2 separate regions of the Homo sapiens genome follow, and region 2 is linked to region 1. A link is a loop called in an ENCODE intact Hi-C map of the cell type or tissue named here. Cell type or tissue: stomach. All regions are shown on one strand. Each heading gives the region's core, and the rest is flanking DNA. Links, peaks and the distances in the headings are about the cores only.

What was found. Peaks named below come from ENCODE experiments on the same cell type or tissue, not always from the same donor. Only the 100,000 strongest peaks of a DNase experiment are listed, where the experiment ranks them.
Region 2: it touches region 1 in a loop (8-fold over the local background); 2 of 110 quality-filtered maps call a loop at or near these places.

Annotation. Positions count from the first base shown.
Region 1 is chr18:58,332,137-58,348,132 of GRCh38, forward strand. It overlaps NEDD4L (NEDD4 like E3 ubiquitin protein ligase), which reads left to right. Exons shown (of 31, transcript NM_001144967.3): 12 at 1,682-1,756; 13 at 3,342-3,401; 14 at 8,902-9,033; 15 at 9,542-9,661; 16 at 10,770-10,967. Among named protein-coding and RNA genes, the nearest start is that of MIR122HG, 110 kb to the right of the region's middle. RefSeq lists a silencer at 12,981-13,275. In stomach, for the core only: no CTCF peak of the experiment used is centred there; DNase peaks (open chromatin) are centred at 5,735 and 7,025; H3K27ac peaks cover 2,568 bases.
Region 2 is chr18:58,378,628-58,394,623 of GRCh38, forward strand. It overlaps NEDD4L (NEDD4 like E3 ubiquitin protein ligase), which reads left to right. Exons shown (of 31, transcript NM_001144967.3): 25 at 4,619-4,692; 26 at 6,899-6,959; 27 at 8,812-8,871; 28 at 10,458-10,565; 29 at 12,019-12,115; 30 at 12,860-12,932. Among named protein-coding and RNA genes, the nearest start is that of MIR122HG, 60 kb to the right of the region's middle. RefSeq lists enhancers at 1-406, 13,532-14,031. In stomach, for the core only: no CTCF peak of the experiment used is centred there; a DNase peak (open chromatin) is centred at 12,674; H3K27ac peaks cover 1,311 bases.

The DNA.
Region 1 (15,996 bases), core at 3,346-11,345:
AGTAAACCAAGTAAACACTGTAATTTTTTTCAGCAATAATCATAAGTTAGCAATTCTAATTATTTAAATGAGGAGCTCCTGAATTTAATTATTCTAGATCTGTGAAATATCATTAAGACCCAAATACAATGTTGTATTATTTCACATCGTGTTCACTGTTAAATGAGAGTCAAATCGGATATTTGCTCATTGGGATTACCCTGTATTCAAGGGGAAGAACATGAGCTTTGGCTGGGCACGGTGGCTAATGCTTATAATCCCAGCACTTTGAGAGGCTGAAGCAGGCGGATCACCTGAGGTCAGGAGTTCAAGACCAGCCTGGCCAACATGGTGAAACCCCGTCTCTACTAAAAATGCAAAACTTAGCCGGGTGTGGTGGGGTGCACCTGTAGTTCCAGTTACTCAGGAGGCCAAGGCCCAAAAATTTCTTGAACCCAGGAGGCAGAGGTTGCAGTGAGCCACGATTGCGCCACTGCACTCCAGCCTGAGCAACAGAGTGACACTTTTATTAAAGACTGATTCTTTCACAGTAACCAATGTGGGAAGATGTGAATTGTCCCCCATCCCTACCACAGAGTCTTCTTGTACCATTTACTTATCACAAAATATTAAAAATGAGTAAATACTAGAAACTGATACTATGGATGAACTTGCCGATAAGGAGACTCTGGCTTCTGTGTGTGACCTGCTGCTAATCTTCATTCATATCAATTAGGCTTCATTTAACCACATAGACTAATACAAACAAGTTAGAGGAATATTAAGACACTACACAGTAGATCTTTTTTTTTAGCTTGATCTCACTATTTTTAATCATTCCTGTCTTTACTACTTGAAGTCCACTTAGAAGCTAAAATTGGCTGAGCATGGAGGCTCACACCTGTAATCCCAGTACTTTGGGAGGCCGAGGTGGGTGAATCATCTGAGGTCAGGAGGTCGAGACCAGCCTGACCAATATGGTGAAACCCCATCTCTACTAAAAATACAAAAAATTAGCCAAGTGTGGTGGGGGGGGCTTGTAGTCCCAGCTACTCAGGAGGCTGAGACAGGAGAATCACTGGAACCTGGGAGGCAGAGGTTGCAGTGAACTGAGATCATGCCACTGCACTCCAGCCTGAGCAATAGAACAAGACTCTATATTTAAAAAAAAAAAAAAAAAGCAGCTAAAATTATAAATACCAGATCTTTCAGAAGTAGGCCAAGATGATGTCTGAGCTCCTCTGAATATAGGATGCAACTGACTCTTTTTCAATTGTAGTAATCAATAAATGTTGGGTAGCCACATATCACTATTTCTTCCGTCTATTCACATCACATTAAAATTTACCCTGAGGGTGCATCTTAGAGCAAACTACAAGACTGCTAGCTTCTTTCTGTTTGTAAAGCAGCATTAGAGTGTTGCAGAGTCCTGTTGAGTCTCCTTTCTGAAAGTTTTGGTCTCCTCTTACTTTTGCCACTAATTCTAAGGACCAATCAAAATTCCAGTCTGCTTAACTGAAAATTAAAGTGAAAGATAACTTTTTCAAGGATGACTGTCCTTGCTCTGAAAAGATGTTTCATTTAATTACCTTCTAATATCGAAGAGCGGTGAATATGGTTGAGTGATATGTTTGTTAAACCAATGAAAGTTGCTTTTAAGAATATATTTCTTGATGCTTCCTGTCTTTTCCTCTCCTTCCAGCAAAGAGAACCCTCCTCAAGGTTGAGGTCATGCAGTGTCACCGACGCAGTTGCAGAACAGGGCCATCTACCACCGGTAACCCATGCTAATTTCCAGTCATCAGTTGACTTTTTGGGCTTTCATTTACAATCATCTGGGCTGCTGCAAAAAGAGTTTTTCCTGTGTAAATTTATTTACAATATAAATGAGATGTTTTTAAATTTCCTGGCCAATTGCCCTAGGAAAGTGGATTTCCAATACAGAGAATTGTTACTGCCACCCATCTCTAAAATGCTGGAACCTCCATTGCTTTAGTTTTTCACCCAAATTTATACCAATTTTGATTTGCTCACTTAAACCTCTTGGTACATTAGTTAGTAATTCCTTTTACCTTATTGAGTTACTATAGTTATGCTCCAGTGATCTGTACTTTGAAAACACATTGAGTCCCTTTAACCAGGAAGAACTCTTCTGGGCGACCGTCCACATGTTCCTTTCCCTTCCTAATGACCTGAAGTCTGAACTCTACAGAGCCTCTGTACCTTCTCTTTAAAGGCAGCTCTGCTCACCAGGAATTGGCTATAATTCTTTCCAACTCTCTCATCATTTTAATAGCTATCAGCAAATGTAGAGGTGTAGGGGATTTTGTAACATCTGATGTATGTAAAAAGAAATATTCAAGTTGGAAGGCAGACTAGAACTGCCCTGAGAGATGTTTGATGTACACATTAAAAATAAGAAATTTTACATAAATTTGTTTCTTCTTTTGGAGGTGAAAATATGTGGTTTTAATGTGTTCAATTTGATATTTTACCTTGACAGTTTTTGTCTGTTGCTACAAAACCTTGATCATTTTTAAGACTAATAATGTATTACGTATGAATTTGAAGGGGGAAAAGTGCATTTAAGGTTTTTGAAATCACAGTGTCTTCCCTCTCATGTATGTTTTTTCTTGACTTCAAAGGATATTTTGGCCTAGGTTTTAATTTTTTATGTTTGAGAAAAAATTAATGAGTATACTAGTCAAGGAAGCAGTCAAAATAATAGAGTCATTTGTGACTTACACTGGAGAGACTTAATAATAAGCTTGATAAGAGCGTCTTTTCTGGGATGGTTTCAGTACAGGGCTCCCAAAAACAAAATAATCAACTGAGATGGACTGGTAGGATCCTTCTCAACCTCATGATCTGTGATTTTCCTTGAACGAATGGCACTTTCTCTCCTTTTCAAAATCAATGTCAATTTTATTTCCCAAAGAACTCACTTTCCTGGAAACTGGTGATTCCTCCCTCTTTCTTTGTACTTTCTGATGCTGTAAACTCACTGATCACCAGTGGCCTCTTGAGTTTTGAGTGTGGGGAGATTTCAGAATCTGCTAATTATTTGACAATGGCAGGCAAAACCAGACCAGCTTTCCATTTTTCTCTAAGGCAGCTCACTCTTTTGAGGTTGTCATTGTTTACCCAGGTCAAGGATGAGCCACCTTGGGGGGCATAGGGGTCACGCTTCCTTTGTGCTACTGGTCATCAGCGACTGCTGGCTTTGTCTGGATAGGGTGGGTTTCAGGGATTCTGATCTCACGTCACCTGCCTTACAGCGCTGCCACAGCAGTGGGCCCTGATTCAGACAGCAGGGGGTCATCCCCTAAGTGCATTTCACTGATGTAAATTATCATTCACAGCCCAGTGCCCCAGCTGGGAGAGCGCGTTCATCAACTGTCACGGGTGGTGAGGAACCAACGGTAATGATCCACTTTATCAGACATCAATAGCAAGAGGCCGTGAGGCAGTTTTAATATTTCGTGTAGTGGTGAATATACGCTGTTTTTAAAAATAAGATTAGCTCCTTTGTGCTACAGAGCTGCACACGTTTCTTATTTTAAGCTTCTCATTTGGGGATTGTTTAAAGGTACTGGGTAAAATAGAATGATTTTTTTAGTCCCACATAATTTTATTAGGAATACTATCAGGCTTTGGTTAAGTGCATTTAACTTGACCATTTAGAAGATATTTTTGACTTTTAGTGTTTGTACTCCTGATAAGTTTTTCCATTTCATTAGAATGCTTGGTTAAAGTAATTTGGTTGGAAGATCATCAAAGAAGCCACAGGAATTGCATGAGACTGTGTGTGTGATTCCTGGATGTGCCCAGGGCCCTTCTCTTTTCTGTATCTCCCCTACCACATTTTTCACAGGGGGTTAGACTTTTCTTGTCCCCAGAATGCACCATGACCCTTTCTCTGCCACCAGGGGCTCTCCTCACACAATGAACAAGTTTCCGTAATTCCAAGGGAACATAATTAGGATATATAAGTGATCTAGAAAAATTTATGTTTCTCTAAGCCAACCATTCTTATTCATTATTTTAAAGAATGTATGGTATTCCTGTCTGTGGGTGACTTAGATTTGTATTTTAATTGCCTGTTTTCTACTTGATCCCTAAAGTTAGGCTAGCTTATAGTTTATGCTTCGCACTGCAATAGCTGTTTAAAGAATTTCCTGGCCGGGCACGGTGGCTCACGCCTGTAATCCCAGCACCTTGGGAGGCTGAGGCAGGTGGATCATGAGGTCAGGAGATCGAGACCATCCTGGCTAACACAGTGAAACCCCGTCTCTACTAAAAGTACAAAAAATTAGCCGGGCGTGGTGGTGAGCACCTGTAGTCCCAGCTACTCGGGAGGCTGAGGCAGGAGAATGGCGTGAACCCGGGAGGCAGAGGTTGTGGTGAGCTGAGATCGCACCACTGCTCTCCACCCTGGGCGACAGAGCGAGACTCCATCTCAAAAAAAAAAAAAGAATTTCCTTATTGTTTCACCTGTGTTGTATTTTGCTATAACTGCTCATTACTTGTGGATAACTTTACGTATACAATTGCTGATTTTCTAAAGATGTTGATGACTTCAATTTAATGCTCAGCATTGTACAGAGGAAAATCAAACTGGCAACAGTCAGCCCCAGAACACTCAGCTCAGGTTAAGATATTGAGCTACAGTGGTTTACATGAGTCATGTGTTGAGTGAGGCAGCCTCCAGTAGAATTCAAGAAATTCTACATGAACTATTACCCACCGTGCACTTGTAATTTCTGTGGGAGTAGTGGAGCTTTGAGGGGGACAAGATCGTTTTGTGAGATAATTTTAGTTGAATTCAGTGCTGATGAACATCATCTGTATATCACCTATTTTTGTATTTTGTTGGCCTTGCAACCTGCGTGTAGCTTTGGAGTGTTGTGGTAGCTGATGTAGTAAATGAAGTAGGAATGGAATCATTGCAGTACCAGGCTCCATGGCAAGGGTCACCTGGCAGGACAAGGTGACCCCTCTGAATGAGATCCCGGGTGGCACGTTAGACTGCCATTTTCTTGCCTTCTTGCCTGCACTCTCCCCTCCCCGTCACTGAGTTTCAGCATGGGTTGGGTGTTTTCTTTCCACAGGCTTGGCAATATTCATTCCTAAGTGTTTCATCTACTTTGGTAGATGTAGATAGATCTCCCTACCTACTTAGGTTTGAAAGGATCACATCCATTTCTCTTCTGCTGTATCCTGCATGTTTCTCTTCCACATCCTTTGTCGTGAATGCCCTTGACTTCCTGTCTTGCAATTCTGTCTCTTCACCCCGTGTTTCCCTCTTTGGCATCCCCTCTGTTCCTCTGCACATCACTCACACTGAAGTGTATTGTCCTGGGCTGGAGCCATCATGGTATTATATCATCTCACTGCCCCTGTGCTCTCACAGACATACGGCTGTGTACACATAGGTACACATTGTGCCACTTTATTTTATTTTTTTTAAATGGGATGTCATGTATACATTACTTAGCAACTTGGTTTTTTTTTAACTTATGTTCATTCTTCTGGGACATGTTAATAATTACATAATATTCACTGACGTAAAGGCACTACAGTGTTAATTTCCCGACATTCAAGGACTTTCTGCTCCCCCTACCCTGCCCTTTCAACTCCATACGCTGTGCTGAAGTAACCGTCCTGATATAGCTTTCTTTCTATGATAGTGCTTTCATTCCTGTAGTCTAATAAACAGGCCCTGATTCTCAGCCAAGAAACCACAGCCCTTTGATTTATGGCAAATAAACGCACAGTGGTGTCACTTTCTGGCAGACTAAGCCAGGGCCCTCCCCATGAGATAAAAGGAGAGGGATAGCACAGTCCTTTCAGTCTTTGTTGTATATATTCTAAAAATACACGAGCCACCATTACTGGGTTGGTGCAAGTCTTGGCAAATCTGTGATGGTCAGTGTCAAAGTGGTTATTTTTAAAAGCATATTGAAACTTCTGCAGTTTACAATCGTGTTCTTTATTTTAATGAAAGAAACAGAGCCACTAGGAAGTTCTAGCTAATGGCTTTTGGGCATCACAAAGCAGTAGTGTATTCAGTCTATGATGAAAAGCTGTGAAATGTTAAACTAAGTCGCCATTTCTAACTGGTTTGATTACTTTTTTGTTAAGCTAGGGTGGAACATGCTCACAAGCACAGAACAGCAGAAGGCTGGTTTTGGCTTCCTGGCGGGCCCTTCCATGGCCTGTCTGTAGAAGCTGAGTCCTGCCCCCTCAACTAGCCGTGCAGGGTGGGAGGCAGTGTGAGTTACAAATGGAATCATCAGCACAAGTTGTTCTATGTGGTCATTTGGAGAGAACACTGTAAAGAAACATTTCCAAATTGCCCTCTCACATAAATGTAACTAAATTACAGGTTGCCAGTTCAGTTCTCAATAGAAGAGAGAATGAGCATTTTAATCAAATTCAGCGTTCTGTACTACACTCCTAATTTTCCACAAACTGATTAGTGCTATTCACTGTGGCTGTATGAAAGTAACCTGTATGGCCAGGTGCAGTGGCTCACACTGGTAATCCCAGCACTTTGGGAGGCTGAAGCGGGTGGATCAATTGAAGTCAGCAGTTCGAGACCAGCCTGACCAACGTGGTGAAACCCTGCCTCTACTAAAAATACAAAAATTAGCTGGGCATGGTGGCGCTTGCGTATAATCCCAGCTACTCAGGAGGCTAAGGCAGGAGAATCACTTGAACATGGGAGGCGGAGGTTGCAGTGAGCCAAGATTGTGCCACTGTACTCCAGCCTGGGCGACAGAGCAATACTCTGTCTCAAAAAGGAAAAAACAAAGTAACCTGGTTGCTAGAATTCATACAGCTTTAGGATTCAGTTCTGACATGATCTATGACACATCCATGTGCTTTCAGTTGATCAGTTGCCTCCCAAGTGTCCTTTCCAGAGATTGAGTAACTGCAAAAATATCCTTAAGGTTTCCAGAGCTAAGGTTTCCGGAGCTGAGTTTTCCAGGGGCGGGGCCAGGGGGAGTGGGGAGTTATGGGAGGGAAGGGGCCTGGGAGAGGGGGAAGTGGATCACCAGAACGGCTGAAGGGGAGGGCTCTGGGCGGAGGGAGCTGAGAATGTAACACATTCCATTTAGTATTTCATTGATTGTATAAACAATAGTAGGTCAAAACTTGATAGCACATACTTTGCCAGAGATACTAATTGACCAGGAACTTAGGTTACAACTTAGCTCAGCAGGGGAGTCCATTGAAGTGCCCGGATCCACGTAGCTCTTTGTGTTGGCATCGCTGCTAGAGGAGGAGGGGAGGAAGGAGCTTCACTCAGGCTGCATGCTAATTCATCGATGTTTAATATTCATGAAAGGATTAAGTCAGTGTTGATGTTTCTTCTGCTCCTGCTGAGTCTCCACACCTGGATCCAGAATGCTCCATGATCCGAGTCTTTGTGTCTTTATAAACTATCTTTAGGGAGCTTTAGGACTTTATCTCGGGAAATATTAAGGAAATGGTTTTCCTTAATATCAGCAGAAAGTTTTCTTACACATAATCTAAAATCAGCTGCTTCATGATCTTACCCAGGTGATCTTTCTCTGAATTGTGCTTTTAAGCCTGGGAGGTTAACATACTGCTTCTCTGTGGATGGGGTTTTCAAATTACCCGGCAGCATCCTTGTTGGTGCTTTCTCTAATTTGAGATCCTGGAGTCCACCAGGGAACTCCAGGTGACCACCTTCACCAAGACACATTGCTGGTAGTGCAGGGAAAAGGTGGCATAAGCACAGGAAGAAGTTAGGTTCAGAGGAAATTTGTATCCTCAGCCTAATAGCAAGAAAACGACAACTGCTAAAATATCTGGAAGTAAAAGAAGCAGCTTCCTTTTGTAACCTCACGTGAGAGGTTATTCCTAAGGCATGGGCTCCTCCTATACCTTTAGATTCCCCTAGGAGCCGTGGTATAGCTGTGGTCGGCTTCTGGTTTCTGAGCTTTTCCCCACTTAGAGCTCTTTCACAGGCACAGATATTACATGCATCGCCTATGCATTCAAGCCCTCCTGGGACAGCCCTGATCTCCAGCATCTGTCCCAGTGCCTCCATACATCATCAACACATCCTTGTTTTTCAGTGTTTCTCCATCCACACTGCATTTCTTAGACTGCTTCTCAGGGATCTTCTTGTGATCAAATGTGGACTGTCTAAATACAGTCACTCTATGCGGGGCAGGTCTCTAAACCCAAAAACTGCCAAGCTGTGTTCACCTTCAAAGAAACACACTCCTATCAGCAGACTTGGGTGCACATAGCCTGGGGTGTGAGGCTGGGTGCTGGGAGACTTCCTGAGCTGGGGCACACAGATGTCCTGGGTGGTCCTCCAGATTATATGCTACTGTGTGACCATCAGTATCCTAGAGAAGGGGCTCTGTGTTGGGATTTTAAAATTTTGCCCCAGAAGCTACAGTGTTAGGGTCCTAAGCTGATGGAGGAATGTAGGCCTAAGCTAGAAGAGCACCCCATGGGAGCTACATCGAGGAGAAACTCAGAGCATCCCTCTCATACACAGTGACACTGGACAGTTTGAAATACCTTTAAGCTCTACCTGGTTTGGCAGTGGAATTTAGTAGCTAGAACAGATGATAATGTTTTTCCCTTTCCCTGTGATCACCTTGGCAGCAACCCTTTACGTTTGAGACTACGGGGTCTTAGAACCAAGTTCTGTAAGAATTTGGACTCTGCAACTGTATGGGGTTCATTTCACAGTAGATTTGAAGCTGTTGGAAATCTATTGCTGTTTTCCAGACACTTGTAAGTGTTTTCTATATAAATAGATCTAATTAACTTTGTCTAGAGAAAATAATTATCTGGGTGTACCTTACTTTATTAAACTGATCAGAAAACAAATGCAAGGTATTAAATAATAATGATTTCTTGCACAAACAGCCATCAGTGGCCTATGTACATACCACGCCGGGTCTGCCTTCAGGCTGGGAAGAAAGAAAAGATGCTAAGGGGCGCACATACTATGTCAATCATAACAATCGAACCACAACTTGGACTCGACCTATCATGCAGGTACGAAGATTGCCATCCAACTTAAAACCGCAGGCCATAGAAGCCGAAATGTACATGACCGAACTCCTTTCCTGGTGTTTATGTATTGTTCTGAAAGACCCGTATTTGTAAAAGCTTTCTCACAAAGAAAATGCATTACTTTAAATACAATAATAGCCTAAGGAAGAATTTGCTTTTCAAATCAGTTTATCACTGAATATATTTTAAAAATGTGACGTGAAAGATATTTTCAAAGTAAGAGCCTATTGCAGTGTGTAGCTTCTTCCCTGCCCAGCCCCCACTTTAATCCGAGGCTAGTTTTTATGCTGGGCTAGTGATTCATTTTTATTTCCCTTGAATGTGTTTCCCCATCCTTTCCCCCATCATTATGTTTAATTATTTCCTCCACGCTTTAAATAGGCCAGACCTCTTATTATTGCTGTTTGCGTTGTTGTTTGGGTTCGCGCTCCTAATCACACACACCGGGAGATCCTCCTATGAAGCTAACTTGTTTTTGCCTCCAAAATAGCTTGCAGAAGATGGTGCGTCCGGATCAGCCACAAACAGTAACAACCATCTAATCGAGCCTCAGATCCGCCGGCCTCGTAGCCTCAGCTCGCCAACAGTAACTTTATCTGCCCCGCTGGAGGTGAGACGGCTACCTCATCTAACTGGACTCACTCTGTCCTGTGACTCCCATTCTTTCTTCTCTCTTAACTCTGCCTTCAGTTTCGCAGCCACCTCCTCTCTCTGATCAGTCGTTGTGTTGGTAGTGAAGGGTGTTCTTGTGCAGCCTTTCTACCTGCTTCTCTGTCTCGCCCAGTTAACATTCCTGGACTCTCTCACCTGATTCTCATTCTCATTTGGCTAAGGCCGTGGTGACTTGTGCTGGACGTGGGCACTCTCTTTTCAGGACTTCCACCGTTCTTGTTGTGTTTCGCTTCTTTTTGCCTGTTACCTCATTAGAATTGCGTAATCCCTCTTTCAAATACCAAGTGCTGATATTGAGTTTTTAAACATAGCTATTGCTTTGATCATTTGTTTTTCTTTCGACTGTAGGGTCTTTCATTCTATGGGCATACATGTTTCTGATGCATATTTGCATCTCTGCATCATGGCTGGGCATCTGCTTGTGCTCTCTGTCGTGTTTGTGTTGTTTTGGTGCCATCCTTTAACATCACAAATGTCAGAGTTAGAGAAGCCAAAGAGCAAATGTTTGAGGTCCTAAGCTTGACTGTGTCTTAGAGACAGCTGTGGGCTTCTCCACGCCCTGGGTCCAGATGCTGATAAGTGGGAATGGATGCTGTCTCTTCCACACTCTGATATGAATGTCATGGGTAACAACTGTGAGATTCCAGATCGTTGTATTTATTGATGTAGCTTTTTTCCTTTTTGTGCTCTAAAACTTGCCAATCTGTTCTTCATTAGACTGTGAGCTCATTAAGAGCAAGGGCACATTTTTCTCCACTCTGTAAAATCTCCATCCATAATGCTTAGTACAGAACAGTATTTTTGGTACATACTGAGTAGCTACCAAAGGATGGTGGTTATAAGTACTTAATATTGTTGTGTGTTTATCCAACAGAGAAAATGTAAAGTTAGATTGATTTAAAAGTAAATGAATGACAGAAAACAGGTTTTGGGGATCTTCCCTCTTGTCCATCTCCAAAGAGAAGCCTTCTGCAATACCCAGGTACATTTTGGCACATTGGAATCGCACATGCTAAAGAGTTCTAATCCTCATTGTTATTCTTTAGGGTGCCAAGGACTCACCCGTACGTCGGGCTGTGAAAGACACCCTTTCCAACCCACAGTCCCCACAGCCATCACCTTACAACTCCCCCAAACCACAACACAAAGTCACACAGAGCTTCTTGCCACCCGGCTGGGAAATGAGGATAGCGCCAAACGGCCGGCCCTTCTTCATTGATCATAACACAAAGACTACAACCTGGGTAAGGCTGCTGCTTTTATTTGGCTCCATTTTCATCATGAAGTCTGGCATTAATTCCTTGATTTCCTTAGTGTTTGTAGTTCTTGCAGAGGAATTGGATTGACTGTAAAGGGTGTCTCCAGAGGGTCTCCTCAGCCTGCATCTGGCCCCTGCATAAATGGGCGGGTGGGAGTGGGTGGGCACAGGCTGGTAGCTGTCTTTGGTATTGGTGCTGGGACTGCCTTTTCTCCTGGGAAGCTCTAGTTTAGACAGTTCACCGTGCTGGATGGAAAGGTATTGCTCTGTGCTGTTAAGATTTTGTTAATTGATCCCGTCTCACAAAGTAATCTCACTAGGAGTTATAATCATTTTCAAATAATTTTTTCTTTTGTCAGTTTCTTCTTGCACTTTCATTGGCATTACCCACCTTCTTTTGATTTGTCGCTTTAGTTTTTACCGTTCACATCAGATCAGTATTCACACATCTGAGGTACATTTTCATGCCCTTGATCATGGGGTAGGGGATGTACTGAGTGACTTTGGTTGTAGATCTGATAGCTCCTTTTTGTGATCATTTTGTCAAAATTGATTTTTCTTACCATGCAACTCTTTCATGTACTCCTGAATTGTACCCAAGAAAGAATCTGTACATTGTATTATCTTGAGCAAAATGAGATTAATCAAAGGCAAATATGCATATCTTTGTATTTCTGTGTCAGTTCTTTATTTCTTTAGCCGAATCGGTGGCTTTTTCAGTGTAGTATATGATTCTTTTAAAAGTCAGTTGGTATTTTCCTGCTATATAATCTCTATACCTGTAATTACACTGAAACCGGTTCCCGTATTTCTGGCTATTTTTGATGCTGCAGATGGTTTTTCTTCCGGTTATGTCCCCATCGAATTGTCTAGCTAGAGTTAACTCAGAGTTTAACTTGGTCCTACTATTATCTGTGCTACTTGCTCAAAACTGATGTTATGGGAATGCTGGTTGAGTTTTGGTGATTGTTATTGGCCCTAGCTCTTCGGTCTTGGACCAACAATAAACATACACCATTAATTCCCATTTCTAGTGATGGACATTAAGTGTGTCCATTTGATAGACCAGCAGCCTTATATTCAAGAACAAGCCCTGCTCAAGGGGATTTGGGCTGTCATTTTATGCCTTGCCCATTGTGTGGTATCAGTTCAGTCCAGCAGGTCTAGAGGGCGTGCTCCTAGAATCCTTTGAACCGTGGGACATTGTGTCTTCAAGGGCATTCTTGGCATTTGGGGCAGGGACATTTGTGCCTTCAGTTGCAGACTATTTAACAAACTTGGCTTCTGCTACCAGGTGCTAATGGTCACCATTACCCCCACCCCAACATAGTGATGACCAGAAATGCCCTACACATTTCAAAACAGCCCTAAGTGAGAACCACTCTAAGAGCTCTTTCTATTTTGAAGTAAGGGAATGGCCTGCCAAGAGAATTTCTCATTTAGATCTGGTAACATTCATTTGGTAAACTGATAACTGCTTCTAAGGCATATAATAACATGTAGGTTTGACTCCCCTACTAGTCTGAAGATAATGTTACAGATTTGCAAGCAAGCCAAGAGTAAGAGACGGGCAGCTCGTTGGAAAATATAGTAATGGAGTTCTTTTTTTTTATGTCTTTTTACTTATTACCATGGAACCCCTGGCTGTCCTGCCAGTGTTCTCATTTACTATAGCACTGCTGTAATTTCAAGTCCTTAGCCAGAAACAGGCTCCAGAAATAAGGGCTAACGAATATAAAAGTAGATGGATTAGTGTAAGGAGCCACTGTGGCTTGCCAACATAAGCTATGATTTTAGTAATTTTAACTAGCTTGGTAATCAAATCCCCTAACCTTTTCACAGCCTTTCAAGCCACAACAACAGTGTAATTGCAGCTGGGCAGATTGTATTTTAAATTAAACAGCACTCGCTTTATTTATTGCTTGCAACATTGCTGAATGAAACCCATTTTTACTTTCCAGTTGCGCCTGTTTACCCAGATACTTGTTATTGACTAATTTACTGATTTAAAATCATAATCTGTTAGAACAACGTTTTGTTGCTGCTGCTAGTGTGGGAAATCCTCAAGGTAACAACTGGAAATTCCACAAGCTACTCCCCTTCTTAAGCGAATTCAGATGTGCTGACACAGCTGCGCTATCGCTTCTAAACAAAGGCCTAGGCAGGATTTTCCCTGCGGAAGACACACTCTAAATTGCCTGTTCATTTTGACAAAAGATGAAGAGCCGGAGGGAAGCATGAAGATAATTTGCAACTTAAAAATCTGTTTTGAGTTGGTTTTAGGGTTTGCTTTGTTTTTTATTTTTGAAAGAAGAAGAGAACAAATGAGAGAACAGCATAGCTATTCTTAGATTTGAGCATTAGAATAGAAAAAGGAAAAAAACTGGTAGGACAGGTTGAAAATGATGAAAATAACACTCCTTCCCCCATCGGCCTGGGCACTGTTGATTCTTACACCAACCAGAAGCCTGAAAAGTATCAGGACATTTCCCCTCTATACATTGAGAAATTAAAAAATTTATTGAAATATGTCATGAAAGATGACCTTTTACACACACACAGATACTGAAGGCAGTATGCCATCAGTATTTGGATAAAGTTTGGCCTCATTCTCTTTTTTTTAATTATTATTTTTTTTGTTTTTGAGACGGAGTCTCACTCTTGCCCAGGCTGGAGTGTAATGGCACAATCTCAGCTCAGTGCAACCTCTGTCTCCCGGGTTCATGCGATTCTCTTGCCTCAGCCTCCTGAGTAGCTGGGATTACAGGCACATGCCACCACACCAGCTAATTTTTGTTGTTTTTTGTTTTTTGTTTTTTTTAGCACAGACAGGGTTTCACCATGTTGGCTAGGCTGGTCTCGAACTCCTGACCTCAAGTGATCCTGCCGCTTCGGCCTCCCAAAGTGCTGGGATTATGGGCATGAGACACCCTGCCAGGCCAAGTTTAGCTTCATTCAAAGAAAGAAAGAAAGATTGGCTTTGTTCCCCGCCTGGGTCAGGCCTTTCAGGGAATGCATGCTGGAGACCAGGGGCTTGGGAGGGATGTACCAAGGAGGGATGTTCCATCCTCAGCAGCTCAGAGCACGTGTATACGGGTTGAGTATCCCTAGTTTAAAGATTCAAAATCCAAAATGATCCAAAGTCTGAAACCTTGTAAGCACTGACATGACACTCAAGCAATAAATGCTTATTGGAGCATTTCAGATTCTCAGATTAGGGATGCTGAAGTGGTAAGTATAACTGCAAATATTTTGAAATTCAAAGCCCCTCTGGTCCCCAAGCATTATGGGTGAGGGATGTTCAACGCATATTAGTATATTTGTGCCTTTCACAGGATGAAGCATGGGCTTGCTTTTGTAGCAAGAAAGATTACACCCTAGTTAAGTTGCAGGTTTGTTTTCCATCCAAGTTCAAACTAATGAAACTTATTACTCTAGGTGTGGTTGCTGGTCTCTTCCAGGATGGAAAAGATAAAGAAAAAAGGCACTTTTTTTTAATCCCTGTGTTTTATATATTTTGAATTAGGAAAGCCCTTTTTAAAAAGATACTGCTCTTTGCATCCTGTTTAAAAACACTTTGAACTTGATGGAGGGAAGCAATTTTATATTACACATGAAAGAGTTCCCGTTATGAAACTGAAGAAAGGAAGAAACAACCAGGCACACTTTATGCGTTGGATCATTTATTTTCATTGCATCAGAGCCCTCGTTAGTATTCCACTTTCTCATCAGCTCTGAAGTTGTCCATAACTAATAGAGAGCCTTGACCGCCACTTCATGTGCCCTGGCAACTAAGGAGAGATGCCTGCCTCCTTGAGTGGCTCGGTGGGAGTCAGGGCTTGAGGGTGACCACTAGCCTTAGCCCTCAGAGCTGATTCATGGCAGCTGCTGCCATTATTTTTATTATTTTTGATAAAATAATATTATAAGCCTCAAGGCCTCTGGCCCTCACAGTCTATGAAGTCTAGGTTTCCATGCAAGGCCACTTTAGCAGATCTTTGAAATTCGGTTGACTTTATACTTCATGCTCTGCCCCTCACTGCCTCCCTGACACTTTTCTCTAATTTCAGCTTCTTTTCACGCTACGGCCCCCCCCGCCCCCCCCCCCCCTTTAAATCACCAGCCTTTTACCAATAGGGCTGATTGTCTTTCACGGTAGCCTACATGTGATTCCAAGGTCAGGCTGGCCTTGTGTGTAGCATTCAGAAGCCCTGCCCTCTTTCATGTAATAGCAGTCCTCAGCTTTCTCTAAATCTGGCATGGTCATAGGCTAGGTGGAAGCCCAAGGGTCCCCCGCTGGTTGTGGCGTTACCTGGTCCGGATCAGAGTTAGCATTGAGTGGGTAGCTTTTGAGAAATTCAGTGCTTTCAGTTTTTCCTCTGTCTGTAGTTAACCAGTCATGAATGTTTACCAGATTATCAGCTTCTTGGACCTTCTCAATCCTAAATCAGCTTAGCATATTTCTTTATGTTCTGTGTATGTCAGTGTACTGCAGAATACTGGATTATTTTGTGCCTCTGCTTAGCCTTTTAAAAAAATATATTGGGTTCAGGGTCAATATGCATCACAAACTGCTAACAGGATTTCTTTCTTCATTTAAAAGTTCACCTAGCTAGCAAGAAGCAAGGGTTGATTTTTGTTGTTCGTGGTCTTTTTTGATTCTTGCCAGTTCCCAAGATCTATGATTATGATTCAGTGATACTATGACTTACACGGTTGACTTGGGAAGCAGAAAAATCTAGTAATTTGGCAGCAGCAAAGGCCCTATTATAAAATTGAATGAAGCTGATATCAAATGTCTTCACAGTTTACTTTTTTTAATCTTAAGCTTATTTGGTTGATAGTGGTTTTTTTTTTGAGTATAAAGATATGGATTCTCCTTTTTATGTTTTTGGAGGCAAGACTCACTGCATCACCCAGGCTGGAGTACAATGGCACAATCACAGTTTACGGCTCACTGCAGCCTTGACCTCCTAGGCTCAGGTGATCCTCCCACCTCAGCCTTTCAGGTAGCT
Region 2 (15,996 bases), core at 5,184-13,183, 48 kb after region 1:
AAGGCCTGGTTGGTGGAGTGATGGGGGTGCAGGGTGCTGACTGCCCCCGAGGCCGTGCCCTGCAGGATTTGTGAGCACCCATCAGTGGGCGTTTGCCCAGCAGTGCTCCGTTTCCAAGAATGGAGTCTGACAAGCAGATAAGCCTTGCTCCACCCAAGTCCAGCATATTCCATATGAGCCAAGCTGTTTCTCAGCAGCTTCCCAGGCAGCGCAAAGCATTTATGGAGGGTCAGGGAGATGTGTGGGAATCGGGTTGTTAACTGGCCAAGGCAGGGAGTCCCCCAGAAGTTCCTCTGATCTCTGTGAGGAAGAGAGCCAAGTTTATGCTGGGGCCAGTAGACTTAAAGAGGAATTTTTCTACTGCAGTGTTCTCCCACGAGCTCTTGCTGAGCGCCTGCTGTGGCTGGGCATTGTGTTCCTTGTGTGGGGTCCTCCAGGAGCCCAGGCACAGGAGGGCGATGGCCCAGAAAGCCCTGGGAGGGCGGGGTGTGCGTTTCGTGGCTGAAGGTGGCAAGAATCCACCCCACAGAGCAGGCTCTGCAGACTGCTCACCAGGGAGCAGGGCCCCTGGGTGCCAGCACCAGCTCCATCTGCAGTTCGCTGTTTCTCCTTGGTCACTTTGCTGGATTTCTGCCTCCGGGATGCTGTCCACCCTCATGACGGGGGCCAGGGCGCTGCCGCAGCACCTATAGGAGATGCGCAGGGCAGAGAGCAGCCCCTGTGTGACGCTGCCCCGATTTCTCCCACTTAGGGTTGACACTGTCACGGTACCACCCGGTGTTCAGTGCTGAGGACATACAGTCCCTCCCCTCCTGTGGTGGCAACAGCTGATGTTAAGAAGGGACAAATTTGGGCGAAAGGAGAACACAGGCTGTAGTTAGAGTGATGGTGAGACAGGAATGAAGGCCCGCAGGGAATCTGTGTGCCTGGAGGCGAGCATTAGAGTCAGATAGCCGCCTCTCCAACCCCCATGGAGCCTCGTGCCCAACCAGCAAGGACTCTGGGGCATCGGCCAGTGGCAGTAAGCCAGTGTGGTGGGCTGGACAATATGCCTGCACTGCAGGAGACGGTGTCACGATCAGCCCCCGACAGCCGGTCTCAAAAGTGGAATTTGAAGAGTGGTCATTGCTTCTCATGAAAGTGTCGCCGTAACTCATGAAAGTGTCACCTGTAACGAATCCTAGAGGGATGCATTTCTGTACCACGGAGGGCTCGAGCCGAGACACCGAGATCTGGGGGCGTGACCCCTAACCTAGTAGCTTAGGGAGCAGAATTACAAACCCCTCATCCTGTGCCCATCCTTGGGCCCTCTCCTCACTCCCCCACAGAGAAACCCAGGGTCAGAATCAACCATGAGACTTGACGGCTGCCCACAGGATGATTTACTGCTGTGACCTCATTTAGCATGGGTTAGTGTGGGCCCATTTTTTCTTTTCTTTCAAAAATTATTTATTTATCTAATTATAAAATATTAACCTCCATAATAAAAATAAAGCCAGTATAATAAAAATATGTAAAATAAATAAATGTCACTTATTCCCAGTATCTCAAGAAAACTCAGGATTAAAATTTTTATTTACATTTTCCAGAATTATTCTCTGTAAGCACAAAACAGATTTTTTTTTTTACAGAAGTGGAATTGTACTCTGCATACTGTTTTCTTTTTTATTTTATTTATTTATTTATTTATTTATTTATTTATTTATTTTGAGATGGAGTCTCGCTCTGTTGCCCAGGCTGGAGTGCAATGGCATGATCTCGGCTCAGTGCAACCTCAGCCCCCTGGGTTCAAGCGATTCTCCTGCCCAAGCCTCCTGAGTAGCTGGGATTACAGGCGTGAGCCACCACTCCCAGCTAATTTTTGTATTTTTAGTAGAGATGGGTTTTACCATGTTGGCCAGGCTGGTCTCGAACTCCTGACCTCGTGATCTGCCCACCTCGGCCTCCCAAATTTTTTTTATTATACTTTAAGTTCTGGGATACATGTGCAGAATGTGCAGGTTTGTTACATAGGTATACACATGCCATCGTGGTTTGCTGCACCCATCAACCCATCATCTACATTAGGTATTTTTCTTAATGCTATCCCTCCCCTAGCCCTCCACCCCATGACAGGCCCCGGTGTGTGATGTTCCCCTCCCTGTGTCCATGAGTTCTCATCGTTTAACTCCCACTTATGAGTGAAGCTGGAAACCATCATTTTCAGCAAACTAACACAGAAACAGAAAACAGTTTTCAAATTAATATATCACACATACCTTTTCATGTCACTGAATATCAGTCTATAACATTCTAATGACTGTGCTGAATTTTACTTTGTAGACGTGCCATATATTTTTAACCATGCCCTGTTGGTAGACGTTTAGGCTATTTTAGTATTTTCTATATAAACATATAATTCTGTATAACCCTGGAATACTCACATATATACATAATATATATAGCATACAAATGTATAATCTGGAATATACATTTTGTGTACTTGACTAATTTTTTTCCATTGCTATAAACTCCAAAAGAGAAATTACTGTGAGAAGGGATATATAATTTTAAAATTGTGATGCCTATTGCCAAATTATAATATCTTCAGAAAAAGATTGAACCAATTAGACTCCCACCCACAGTGAAGGGGAGAACCAGTTCTCTGCACTCAGCAACACTGGCTTATTTTCTCTCTCATCCCTGGGCGCTGCTTTTGGAGGAAGCAGAGTGTTTTCCTCCTTAGCCCTCCCCTCCCCACTTTGTCTGTGGCCGACCCGCTCATTCAGTAGCTCTCTGGAAATTACAACTTTCAGGCAACACCAAAGAAGGCTCTGTGATCAAAGAGAGAGGGCTGGATGAATGCTGGAAGGAGTGTATTACAGGGATTGTGGATGCTTATCTACTTGACCTCCTTCCCCTTCCCTGTGCGAGGGGAAAGGGTGGGAGGAAAGATTCGGCTTGAGTGTAGCCGAGCTGTACCGAAAGCCTTCTCGATACCAATGCCTGGGCTGGGATTTATTAACTTGTCATTGACGTGGATCTGATAAGAAAACTCTTACCGAAGGAACAACAAGGCAGTCTGGGGAGGAATAAATGGGGAAAAGAAGAAAAGCCAACCTGGGTTTATTAACACATAGAACAAAAGGTATGGATGAGCACTGTCCACGCACCTCTGAGAACCAGCCACGAACTGGCAGAGTTTCACTGTAGAAACATCCCCACCCCACCCCCAAGTGGAAGCTGTTTGGCATCCTCCATCCCCAACACGGCCTGTACGGGGCAGGAGCAGATGACCCCTGGGAGAAAATGGGATGCACTGGGAAGATGGCAGCTAGAAAGGGAAATGGAGAAATGAAGGATGTCAGCAAAACCGGAAACGCAGCAAAGGGATTAAAATTCACATTGGGCACAGTGAAGAGTTCAGTTGACTTTGCAGAAATGGAAAGCATAGTGGAAAAATGAGATTCCTTCCTGAATAAAGAGAAAAAGAGAATGTCGAGGGACCGGATGGATGATGAATGTGTTTTACGTTGAAAAGCCATCTCAGTGTGAATGGGAACAAGAGCCAGTGCGTGGAGAAGCCGCATGAGAGACCCAGGTGTGAGTGCTCGGGTCAGAGGGGCTCAGGATCTCCTGGGTGCAGGTGGCAGGACCAAGGAACCCCTGGAGGTGGCCTCTGCCAGGGCATAGAGTTCATCACAACATGGAACCTCCATCCCTCCTGGGTACCACCCTAACACTTACTTTGGAAAACCCTCTCCCCTGGCTTGGTTTACTCTATAATGCAACCAGCAGGCAGAGGAAAAAAGATTTAGAGGGAACCCCACCAAAATAGTGGCATGGCTTTCTTTCAGTAGGAGAGGTGTAGGTGCTATATTTTTCCACCTTTTTTCCCCAAAATTTCTACAATGAGAAAAAAACATTTTATTTTAAAATAGTAGGCCTCTCTCCCTTCCCTCACGCTGGTTACTGTGCTATGTGGCCTTATGGTAAGCTAGGTCTGGGTCAGGGCATAGGAGAAAGGGCTGCCCTGATTGCAGCTGCTTTTTTCATGATCATGGGTGGTGCTAAGGGAGGAAGCTTCAGGGCAGATGAGTGAGGAGAAGGCGTCCAATGCAAATAAATGCCTTCAAAAACCAGATAAATCTGTCTCTTCAGCCTGGATCCTTAAGCTTCTTTCTTGTCTTTAAGTTTCTGTTTGCATTTTTGAAAGAAATACCATGCATCCTTTTTTTATGACTAGAAAATATAATTTTCAGAAACAGAATGCATTAGAATTTGGATTTCTGGAGTCTTGATGGGTGTACCCTGTTCTTTTCTCTGTTAAACATAATTAGTTTCCTGATAAATGAATAGCAGAGGAAAAAATGTTGCTCTTCATTATTGCTAATATATGAAGAATAATTAAAAGTCATAAATAACCATAAAACAATTTGCCTTTAATGATAGCATCTTTAACTGTGTAACATCCTAGCAAAAAAGCCTCATTGGACATTCTCTTGTGCACAGAGCCCATTTGCCGGGAAATATTTCTGAATACATGTTGTCTTCCCTTTATAGTAAGACATTGTCACTCAATAATAATATGCAAGATAACTTCGTGATAGTAATTGTTGTTTTGTCTTTGTAATTACAGACATATCAAGTGGATTTGAAGCCCAATGGGTCAGAAATAATGGTCACAAATGAAAACAAAAGGGAATATATCGAGTATGTATACACATATTTACTGCCTTTTCTTTGAATAATTGAAATGCATGTTTGGTCACTGTCCCTTGCTGAAACAGCTCATGCATTTATTATGGGCATGAGTTTATTGGTCAGTTTTCAACAAGGTAAGTTCTTTTCTGGCTTGGGCTAATGGGAAGTTGAATATGGGATGGAAAGTCTGTCTTGTATCATGACTCCATTGAGCTGCCCTATAAAGGAGCAGAGGAGGGAGAAAAGGTCTATATTATTGAGTAATACGGCAAATACTCTTTTGGAATATGTGGATATCAACTAAGATTTAGAATTGCAACGGAGAACCACGGTGTCAGTGACCAGCAGGGCAAAATTAGGAACCAACAAAGAAAAAATATTTTGTCTCTCTCCCAACTTCTTTTCCATAATAGAAATGTATAGAAATAGTTAAAATGGATAGGAAGAATTCAGCATGTGCAACCCTAAGGAATTCTTTCTGGTATTTGTAATATTCTTAACTCAACTTCAGCCTCAGTGGAACAAAATGTTGAGTCTTTTTGGAAGTCTAGCTGTTAAGTGATTCTAAGACATTTGTACCAGGCAGAAGTTTTTCTCTGTTGGGCACGTTACGTTTTCTTTTTTAGTGTATATGTGTGCTTCAAATGCATAACTCTGGGATCTTCCAAGGAGATCCCCTGGTGCAGGGGTGAGGTGAGCACTGCAGTGTGTGGTTCCTGGCACCTGGTTTCTGCTCTCTTGTGGGTCGCCACAGTGGCCCTGAGTTCCTCGTTTGCATTCAGTGCTTCGTTTCAACAGGCTAGGCTCCCTCCTTTCTTCTCATTTGGAATTGGTCAGAGGTCTTGAAATCAGACAGCTCTTGCATTGACTGTGGGTCTTAGCACCTTTCAGTGTGATCTGCAAAGAAAAACCTACTGTCCTTCCTAATTAGGAAGAAACGGAGCGTGTTAGAGTCTCTACTCAGAGATCCTGGCAAGGAGTGGAACTATTACATGGCGGACTCTTTTCACTCTCAAGTTGAAAGCTTGTTATGCTGAATACATAGACTAGAAATAAGGTACCTCGGTTCTTACCTGGCCACATTAATTGGCACTCTCGTTCTGAATATGAACAATCTTAGCTGATGACATCCTGGCAGACACCATTGTCTTCCTTCAGAAAGTACAGACTGTGAGTGGGGTTTAAAAAATATTCTAGCTCAGGGTGACCCAGGTCTCAAGTCTGAGGACTCTGACATGCGTGGTATGTGTCTTGCATCATTCTTTGCAGTTAATTCTTTTAGGGTTCAAACGTGGTGGGAGTCAGGGCCAGGCAGGGTTCCAGCTAGCTTTACTTTTAAAAGTATAATTGAAATCACCAACTGCTCCCTGATACCTCTGCTCCCCTGGTGCCAGAAGAATGCTGTTGAGCTGTTCATTGTAGCCCAGGAGGTGCCACCTGAGAGGCCGCACAGTGGTTGTGCTGCAGGCTGGTCCTCAGGGCCATTACCATGGTTACAGTGTACCACCCCGAAGGTGAGAACCCTTCAGAATGATGGAATGCCTGAGATGACATCCAGAGTACATTTGCCTTGCGATCAGTTTTGCTGTGCATTAAACACTGTCGCAGGGAACTTGGTTTTGGTGAACTTCAGTTGCATAAGGAGGTCTTACCATTCATCCTCTAAATTTTGGCATTAAATTATGAGTGCAAATCATTTTGCTGATAAAGCTTATATGTTATTGTTGAATATTAGCACATTGGATACTAGAATGAAATATTAGATAACTAAATGCATTGTCCTGAGTACACTTTACAAATATGTATACATATATGTGGGTGTGTATACGGGTGTGTGCATCTTATACATGTATACCTGTGTGTTCATACCCCATGAACTTTTCCCTTTTCTCCATGTTGTCACATTTTAAAGCAGTTAAAGCATTTAAAGCATTTTAAAGCAGTTAAGCATTTAAAGCAGTTTAGGTCAGCCAAACCTTGATGTGGGGGAAGTTAATTACTCTTTTGAAATCTCCAGTGAGATTTTAGGTTTTTCACGGGTGTTCCAGGGAGTCTTGAAAGAAGCCATGAATAAACTAAACAGTGGGGGCACAGAGGAGACCCTCCCCTCTGCTCTGCTGTCGTGGATGGAGGAGAAGCACTCCCTGTTGCGGAGAAAGCAGTGAGCACTAGTGATGATGGAGGTGGTTCAATATTGTCCTCTTTTCTCCTGCAGCTTAGTCATCCAGTGGAGATTTGTGAACAGGGTCCAGAAGCAGATGAACGCCTTCTTGGAGGTAAGCCATGCTGGCCAGGGTTCTCTGCCATGTGCCTCTGGTCCCGGGTCGATGGGGGATCGCGCTTCTCCTTTAGCTAGTGTGGTGGAGCTGATCAGAGACAGAGGCGAGGCTGGGGACCCTGCAGGAAGACCGGGATCGCACAGCTCACACCGCTGGCCAGTCTCCAGCACAAGAGTGTTCAGCCACCGTGCCGCCACCTCCTTTTCCTTTTCACGGGTTCTCCTGCTTGACTTCTCTTATTTTTACATTTGTCCTGTTTTTAAAGAGGACGTTTTACAGACTTGATCTAGAACCATTGTCTTGGAGTTTCAGGCGGTACCCAAGAGAAGGCTGCCTTTTGCTGCAGTGACAGGTTCCAAGAAGCCCGAGGGCTCAGAGCTGAATGATGAAGCGCAGTCCCCAAAGTGCCTGGCCACCCCTCCCTCCCTGGATCACTGCTGCCTGGGCTTGATTGATTGATTGATTGATTGATTGATTGATTTTGAGAGAGATTCTCACTGTCACCCAGGCTGGAGTACAGTGGTGCGATCTCGGCTCACTGCAGCCTCTGCCTCCCGGGTTCAAGCAATTCTCCTGCCTCAGCCTCCCAAGTAGCTGGGACTACAGGCACGCGCCACCACACCCAGCTAATTTTTGTATTTTTAGTAGAGACGGGGTTTCACCATGTTGGCCAGGATGGTCTTGATCTCCTGACCTCATGATCCACCCGCCCCGGCCTCCCAAAGTGCTGGGATTACAGGCATGAGCCGCCGCGCCCAGCCATGGACATTTTTTTTTAATCCCCTGCCCTTTTTCTTTGTGGCATAATTCATTGCAGGTTCTCTTCTATACAGATACATGGAAAACACATTTTCTTAAGCTGAGTTTTTATTTATTTTATACCCAGCCACCTCATGACAGCTTTTACCCTGTTACAGAGCAAAGTGGGCACTGCCCAGATCGAACTTTTAATATCAGGGATGCTCCCAGGCCCCTAGCAGTGGGTGAGGGATTCATCATTTTAAACAGTATTCCACTTGGACCAAAAGCAAAATTCTTTCTTAAATATGATATAGTATTAGTTACCTCAAAGATCACACAGGAAACAGCCTCGTGTCCACGTGACTGATTTTCTCTGCACTGAGGCAGAGCTCTCGTGGGGTGATGCTTTCCCTTCACTCAGGTACCTACACAGGATGCGTGAAAGCCCGGGCAGCACACTCAGAAACAGCTCGGGGCCTTAGGGACTTAAAATGGGAGGACAGAATGGCAGGTTTCACTCTTTATTTAGATAAGAAATCCCAGGAAGCAGATTCCTGGGCCCCACCGCAGGCGGTCCACACCTTCAGAAACGCGGCGTTCGCAGCGCGCAGGGCCCAGCAGAGCTGAGCTCATCCTAGATCACGCCACAGTTAGTGGTACCTGGGAACTGGAGCATGGTTTTCTGTACGCACAGTGTCTGCACCCATCACCTGCCTCCCTCTGTGTTTCTTCTCCCTGCCTCCAGCACGTTATTTTTAAGCGTGTCTCTTACACATCTGTAGCCTGTGCATCTTAGGACGCACTGACTCACAGCAGTGTTATAAATGGCTTTTGGAATCCACCCTGCCTACAGTATCCCATATTTTCATCAGGTTTCAGAAATTACTCCACTACTTGAATCTTCTAGATTCTATGCTTTTTCGAAACTGTTATATTGTGACTGTGCTGTTTTTACTGGAACTATAGTTACTTGATACTGTCACTGACATAGGAATCATCAGGAGAGATTATATTTTTTTCTGGCTAACCAGAAAAGTTTGTTTTTCCTGTGAAATTTTTTTTTTTTGAAGGCAATAGGTGTTTAAGATGTTTTTTTTTTTTCTTTCAGGGATTCACAGAACTACTTCCTATTGATTTGATTAAAATTTTTGATGAAAATGAGCTGGAGGTTTGTATTATAAACATTATTTTATGTAAAGTGGATTTTTTAAAGTATCTCTCATTACTTTACAAGTAATATTTTAATATTCTTGGATCCATAATGTCCTAGAGAGTAACTTTAGATGAATTATATTACATGTCTCTTATAGGGCTTATTTGCCAATGTGGTTCTATTACATGTCTCTTATGGGGCTTGTTTGCCAATGTAGGAGTAAGGAACAGCAAAAATAATCAGCTGTAGTTGCCTTGTCCATCAGAGGGCAGTTCTGGAACATGCCTAGTAAGTAGAGGCCACTGAGCAGAGCTGGGATCATGGCCCTATGCACCAGGCGAGGCAAATTGCCACAACAAGTAGAAACAAGGTTTGCAGTAGCCCTCTGGACAGCAGAAACCTGCTTACACTACCAGACTGGCCAAGTATCCTCTGCTGCATCCCCATCCACCCCCACCGTGGCAGCCAAATGGGGGTCTTGGCCACAAGGTGGCCGTAAGCATCTACTTGGGCCTGTAGAACGACGTCTCATTGAACTTGAAGTGGTTTATGTTGAGTGAGGAAAAATGTCAGAAGGCAACAGGGTTGTAGCAAAAGGTAGTTTAGTGATTGTCTAGTTCAGCTTCTTGGTGTTGACATAGTTGAGTAACAGCCATTTTAAAAACAAAGGAATATCTCGCCCTTTGTTGTGTCGAGAGAAACAGGGGAAAGACTGTCTGTTGAGAAGCCGTTGGTGGGACTCGGCCATTTGCCCCGTCCATAGCCAGTGAGTGTTTCCCATACACTGGCCTTCTATACTTTTATCTCAAAACAGAAAGTTCAAGATCGATGATGTCTATAGAAATCATATACCTCAAGCCTTTCCTCTGATAGGTGGGAAACTGAGGCAGAGAGCAGCTGGGTTTACCCAGCAAGGTTTTGGCACGGTCAGGCCTAGGAACTTTATTTCCAGGCTTCTGGCTTAGTTCTGTTTCCATTTCATTCTGGTACCTTTGCATAAATATCTTCCATTTGTCCACAGGAAACCTCCCCTGATGGAGAGTTGCATAATAGGAACGGCAAACCTTAGACTAAATGCTAAGTCGAAGACCCAGTTGTGCCTTAGCGTATGTCTGCCATTCTTAGGCCTCTGGGCAGATGAGGTGATTTGTCATCACTGGAATTGATCAACCTGGAGGAGAGTCATAAGCACTAATTCTTTTGTGGGTAGGGAGATGCTTTTAGATATTCAGAGGAATAACCTCTCAGGAGGAGAAGCAGCCAGGGTAATGCACAGATGCTGCTGGAGCGTGAGAGAATCCACAGGTCCCATGCGTAAGACTAGAGGGGTAGGGAGGACGACTGTGGCATTTTTATATCCGATACGACATGCCGTGGCTTGCGCAAGGTTCGAATTGAGCTGCCCTCGTGACTGCTGCCTCTGTGATCTGCTATGGCAGGTGGAGCCTGGAACAGGTGTCTGCCTTCCTCTGTTGTTATGATTTGCTAGCTTACCTTCGCGGCACAGTGACCACATGCTGGCACTGAGGGTGGTCATTTCTCAGTGTGTGATCTCGCACCTTTCACATCCTGCTTTTACATCTGGTAAATTTTCTTCCTAGTTGCTCATGTGCGGCCTCGGTGATGTGGATGTGAATGACTGGAGACAGCATTCTATTTACAAGAACGGCTACTGCCCAAACCACCCCGTCATTCAGTGGTTCTGGAAGGTAACTCCGGGGCCCAGCCCCAGCCGGTGTCCTCCACCTGAGGCAGGATTGAGGGCTGTGTGGCGCCCTCCATTGTGGTCTGACTTCAGGACTGATGCTGGCTTTGGGGTCTGTTAGAGCTTGGACTGCTGGGGGAGGGAAGAGGCAAACTGAGCCAGCAGCCCCGTGGTGGCTCCTCTGTAACTGTAGCAGACAGCTAGACTTGAATGAAGTTGGTCCCTACAAAAGCACACTGGCCTTCCTTGACCACCTCGTGAAAGTGACTTTTATTTGAGGGACTGGTCCTCCAATGCGTAAATAGAAATGGGGGGCTTCTCAGGGCAGAAACAGGCTTCAGGGATGGCTTTGCAAGATGCCACTTTCTGTTAAGAAGTCGTTTTCTCAATTTTTAAAATATATTCCAACAAATATTTTGATCTGTGTATCTTTCAACCAAAGATAACACAACATTTGATTTATTATCTTAGGGCCACTGTTTGTATCCTGTTCAGCTTAGGAGGGAAGTAAAATAGGAATGGGTTAGTCCAAAGGAGATATAGTAAACAAACTTAAAAAAAAAAAAACAGTTATCCCCCAAAAAGGCTGATTATTTACTTCACCCCAAAAAGGAATCATTTAACTTTTTCAAATTTATTTTTATTTATTTATTTATTTATTTTAAAGATGGGGTCTCACTGTGTTGCCCAGGCTGGATTCAAATTCTTGGGCTTAAGCAATCCTCCTACCTCGGCCCCTCAAAGTGCTGGGATTACAGGCATGAGCCACCATGCCCGGCCTTTTTCACATTTCTAAATGCCTTTTATTACTATTTCAAATGCCAGCAGGAATACAGAGATAAAAAAGCAAAATCTTCAAAGCCTAGTCCAGGTCTCACTTGGCTTGTTTTAGATGTTTGCCTACAGCAGTCCAAGTGGCATTACCAGTAAAGCCACCTGGATTCCCATAATAATGCAGATATGTAAGATACACAGATTATTTTAGAACCCCATCTTTGCCTTTGTTGTTTTGTTTTTGTTTTGTTTTGTTTTGTTTCATTTTATAAAATGATGTCTTCTAGGGAACGTGTCTACAATCTGAAATCCCATCTCATAACCTGGCTTCCCCTTGTGATGACAAATCTTAAATACTGTATATTTATAATTGGCTTAGGGGGAACTGGTAAGCCTCGAACACAGAAACATGAGCTTGGTGCCATCAGAGAGTTTGCTTTTTATATCATTTATTTTGGCCTATTGGCAGAAGAAGAAAGAGACGGACATTGTGATCACTCAGTCTCTTAGATTAGAGAGGCCAGCTAGTATTGTGGCCATAAAAAACCTACTCAGTTTTCAGAGTCAACTGTCTAGGTCTTACATTGCAATATAAATAAGATTAAGTTCTGCCTGCCTGCATGACAGCAGCATGTGCCATGGGTCACGTGGGGGGTATAATGACCTTCTGCCTCTGTTCATAGGCTGTGCTACTCATGGACGCCGAAAAGCGTATCCGGTTACTGCAGTTTGTCACAGGGACATCGCGAGTACCTATGAATGGATTTGCCGAACTTTATGGTGAGCAGGATACCATTGGATTCAGTTGTCCTCCTGGGAATTTCCAGCCAGGCATGAACTCTGGCCCAAGAACCCTGCCGCCAGGCCTCTGCAGAAGGCTAAGTTTCAGGACAGTGTGCCATGCATAGGTTCCATGAAAGTTCAATGAAAGTACTGTTATCTATACTTTATATAGATAACATGGTGCTTCTACTTCGAGGGATTGGGGGGCAGTTTGTGAAGAGGTCCATAAGGCTGCTCTTTTTTTTTTTTCCTAGTTTAGTTTTTTAGTAAATCGTTAAAAACTAGGTTTTGTAGGGTCATTTATATGGTCGTAAACTGAGGTATAAAGTCACCTCCAGTAGGCAGAATTTTTCAGTGTTTACCATAGATTTAAAAATCACTCTGTACTTTGCATACTGAAAGTCACATTTCATTCACCCTCCCACCCACAAAACTAGTTTGAAGTTTAAATTTCCAGGGCCCAGCTGAGAGGCTGTAGCTGCCTGCCTTTCCACGTAACTGTTGTGTTTGTTAATCTTGGTGCAGTTCCATTCTGGAGACTAAGCAGAGTCTTTCTGTGAGGTTGTGCAGACCTCTGGCTTCCCTCAACATTAAATATCAATGTTGCAGCAGAAGAGAGTGTCTTGGGCCTCACCCCTGGGGGCAAACCCTGCCCTGACAGTAGCTGGACTGCAGACCACACCATAGCTTCATTCTTCTGCCCCAAGCAATCTTAACATTTCTTTTTCTTTTCTTGTCTAGGTTCCAATGGTCCTCAGCTGTTTACAATAGAGCAATGGGGCAGTCCTGAGAAACTGCCCAGAGCTCACACATGGTGAGTGACAAAAACACATGCATGTCAATGCAATATCTGAACTGCTTAGCTGGGTATGGTGCTGGGCTCAAGGCTATTGAATGCTCTGTTTCCTGTCTGTAAGTAGCTTAGAGAATTAAAGGACAGTGATGTGGATGAAAATAGAAATTGTACAGTAGTGCTAATAAGACATAATGCACTCAGTATGTTTGGCACATAAAGGGCTCAGGCCTCCCTGCTGTGGGGAATTTCTCCTCTGAGCCCAGTCCTTCCCTCATTATTCTAGGTAGTGGAGCTTTCACTGTTCAGCATACATAGATAAGGCAGCTCTCAACCTGTATAATAAACACGTTGGGTTTTTACTCCAACCTTAAATTGGTTGAGAAGTTAGGACAAAATACCCTGTAGAAACATCCTTTTTCAAAGGCCTTCTATGCCCATGAATAACCTGTAATTCCCTGGAATTGAGCAGTAACATGACTGTGGTCGGAGGAGGGTAAGAGGGCTGACACGTGGCCAGGGATGCCCAAGCGTGGAGCGTGGCTGCCCTCAGAAGGCCCTCTCAGGAGGCACAGTGACGCAGAAGGGTCCCAGTTGTTTTCTGAACAGTTGCATGAAACCCAGCACAAATGCAGACTGGATGGGATCAGTTTCTTGAAGCCGGGTTCAGGGAGCTCTTGCTAACTCAAACTCCCATGTCCCTCGTGTTGGTTTTTCTGCAAAGGCCTTTATTTCTTGCTCCTGAGGAAGCAGCAGAAGTGGGCCTTCTGGAAAACGGTGAGCAGCGTAGCCCTGTGTTTCTCATGCAGCGGGGGCTGCAAAGCCTGCTCTGGCCATAGTGAGCTAACATAAGCAACCAAACACTCCCTGCAGGAAACGCCCTCCCTTACACTAGAAGTGCTGGCCAGGAGAGAATTCTCATGAACATGTGTTTGCGAAAAATTGGCTGTGAAAGGTTTTTCACTTCTGTCGGATTCCCTTGCCTCACCAGAAAGGTGTTTTTTTTTTCTATTCGTACCATTCACGTGACTCTCCAGATGGAAACAATGTGGTCATTGCCTGTCAGAGCCTTGAAAGCAAGCTGACTCCAGCCTAAAATTCATGAATATTCAGAGCAGTCATTGTCCGTGGTTCTCTGGCTTTATTCTAAGGGAAGAATGTTTGAGTAGTTCAGAGCTTTTATCCAAATGGTGTCCAAGTCATATGTGGTTTTCTGGGTTCTACTGGCCTCCATATGAAGGCACCAGCGTTGAGCCAAGCCCCAGGACTGTGGGTGGTGATGCGAAACTCAAGCTCATAATACTAACCAGGATGAAGATTAGGAAAAGCGAAATTATTGGGCACAGTCATCATCTGTGGTCAGGCACTGCTTAATCTTTATGGCAGCCTTATGAGATATGTTATTCCCTTGGGCTGTCAGAAGGCTGGCCCAGGGCTCACCAGAGTCACAGATTCCCAGATCACAGGATTTGAACTCAGAGCTACCAGAATTAGAGCCTGCACCCTTTACCACTACACCAGATACACTGCCTCTGTTGATATACCCACTTTCTTTTTAGACTTTTCCAAGGAAACCAAATTAGTGAACCAATTTCATGTTCATTCAGCCCATGTTTCTCTGTGACTTCAGGGACACATATCTTACTATTGAACTGTCTTTTTTATTTCGGAGCCCACATGATTCTGCCACAAGTAGAACTTCCCAGATAAGACCTCTGAACTCAGTGGTTCTCAACCTCAGCTGCATGTTGGAACCATCTAGAGAGCCTTAAAGAAATCACTGATGCCTGGAATTTGGACTTCATTGGTCTGGTGTGTGACCCAGGCAGTGGGATTTTCAAAGCTCCCCAGATGATTTTTATAGGCTGGCAGGGTTGAAAATTCACAGCTCTTCCCTAGGAAGGGCAAAGATCCACCTACAGGAAGGGAACAACCCAGCTGGCTCTTACCAGAACTTATTTTCCTCTTTATGTGTCACGGAAATAAAGCAACTGTGTAGTTTTCCTAATGATGTTCTCCCCAGACTAACTTGACCCGGATGGAGAGGACTGGCAGTTGCAAGCAACACTGGCTAGCATGAGTGGGACTGTTCTGCTGTTTCTTCTAAATGGCTTTCCTCCCTACCTGACCCTGACTGTATTTTGACATAGGAAACAGAAACTTCACTGGCTGTTTCGTGGCAACAGTTCTGCCATAAAATTTTGCCATACATAGGTTTAATTTCTTCCACGTTTTATGATACACAATTAAAGTTCAGAATAAAAATCTGATTTCCTAGAAGAGCAGAAGCTGAAGGATCTGGTTCTCTGTGATGAGGGTACCTTTCATTAAGCTTTCCAATGGTGATTATTGAGTGTCTGACATTCAAAGGACTTCATTTCATTGTTCTATAAAAGGTCACTACTCAGACATTTAAAATTACTCTTCATTAAGAATCACAGGCCCACCTGCCCTTTTAGGTAGACTCTAAAGCAAACAAAAATCATCTCGTTCAGCCCATGCATCTTCCACGTGAGGACGCTGAAGCCCTGTGAGGACAATGAGCTCCTTAAAGTCACCCAGCTCATTAGTGCAGAGCAAAGCCAGGTCCGTGTGTCCTGACCTCTGAAATGATAGGAACTCACACTCACCAAGCACTCTGTTCATTCCGGGGATGGTGCTCAGCACTTGATGCGATTGACTCATACCATCATCACAGTGGCCCTAAGAGGTGGGTGATGTTATGACCCACTTTTTTACAGATAACACTGGGATGCAAAGCGGTGAAGCATTAAGCAGCATGATTCAGAACCTCAGATCTTGACATCCCGTCTTTGCCTCTCTCTTCATCATGCCAGTGTTTCTCAAACCTGAATAATCTGTGCACCTTTTTTAAAGGGAAAAAATGGTCACAGATTCTCAAGAATGGGCCTGAGACCCCCATAGGGATTGCAGGCCCGGGACTGTGAAACCCCAGCTGAAAAGCCTGAAGCCACTTTCGGTGAAAGGCTCTTTTAAATGCCATCTGTAGATGTGAAGTCCTGTCTTTATTAATATGATAATAGAAAGTTAAAAGCCTGTATTAGTACTTGCTCTTTTAGGATTC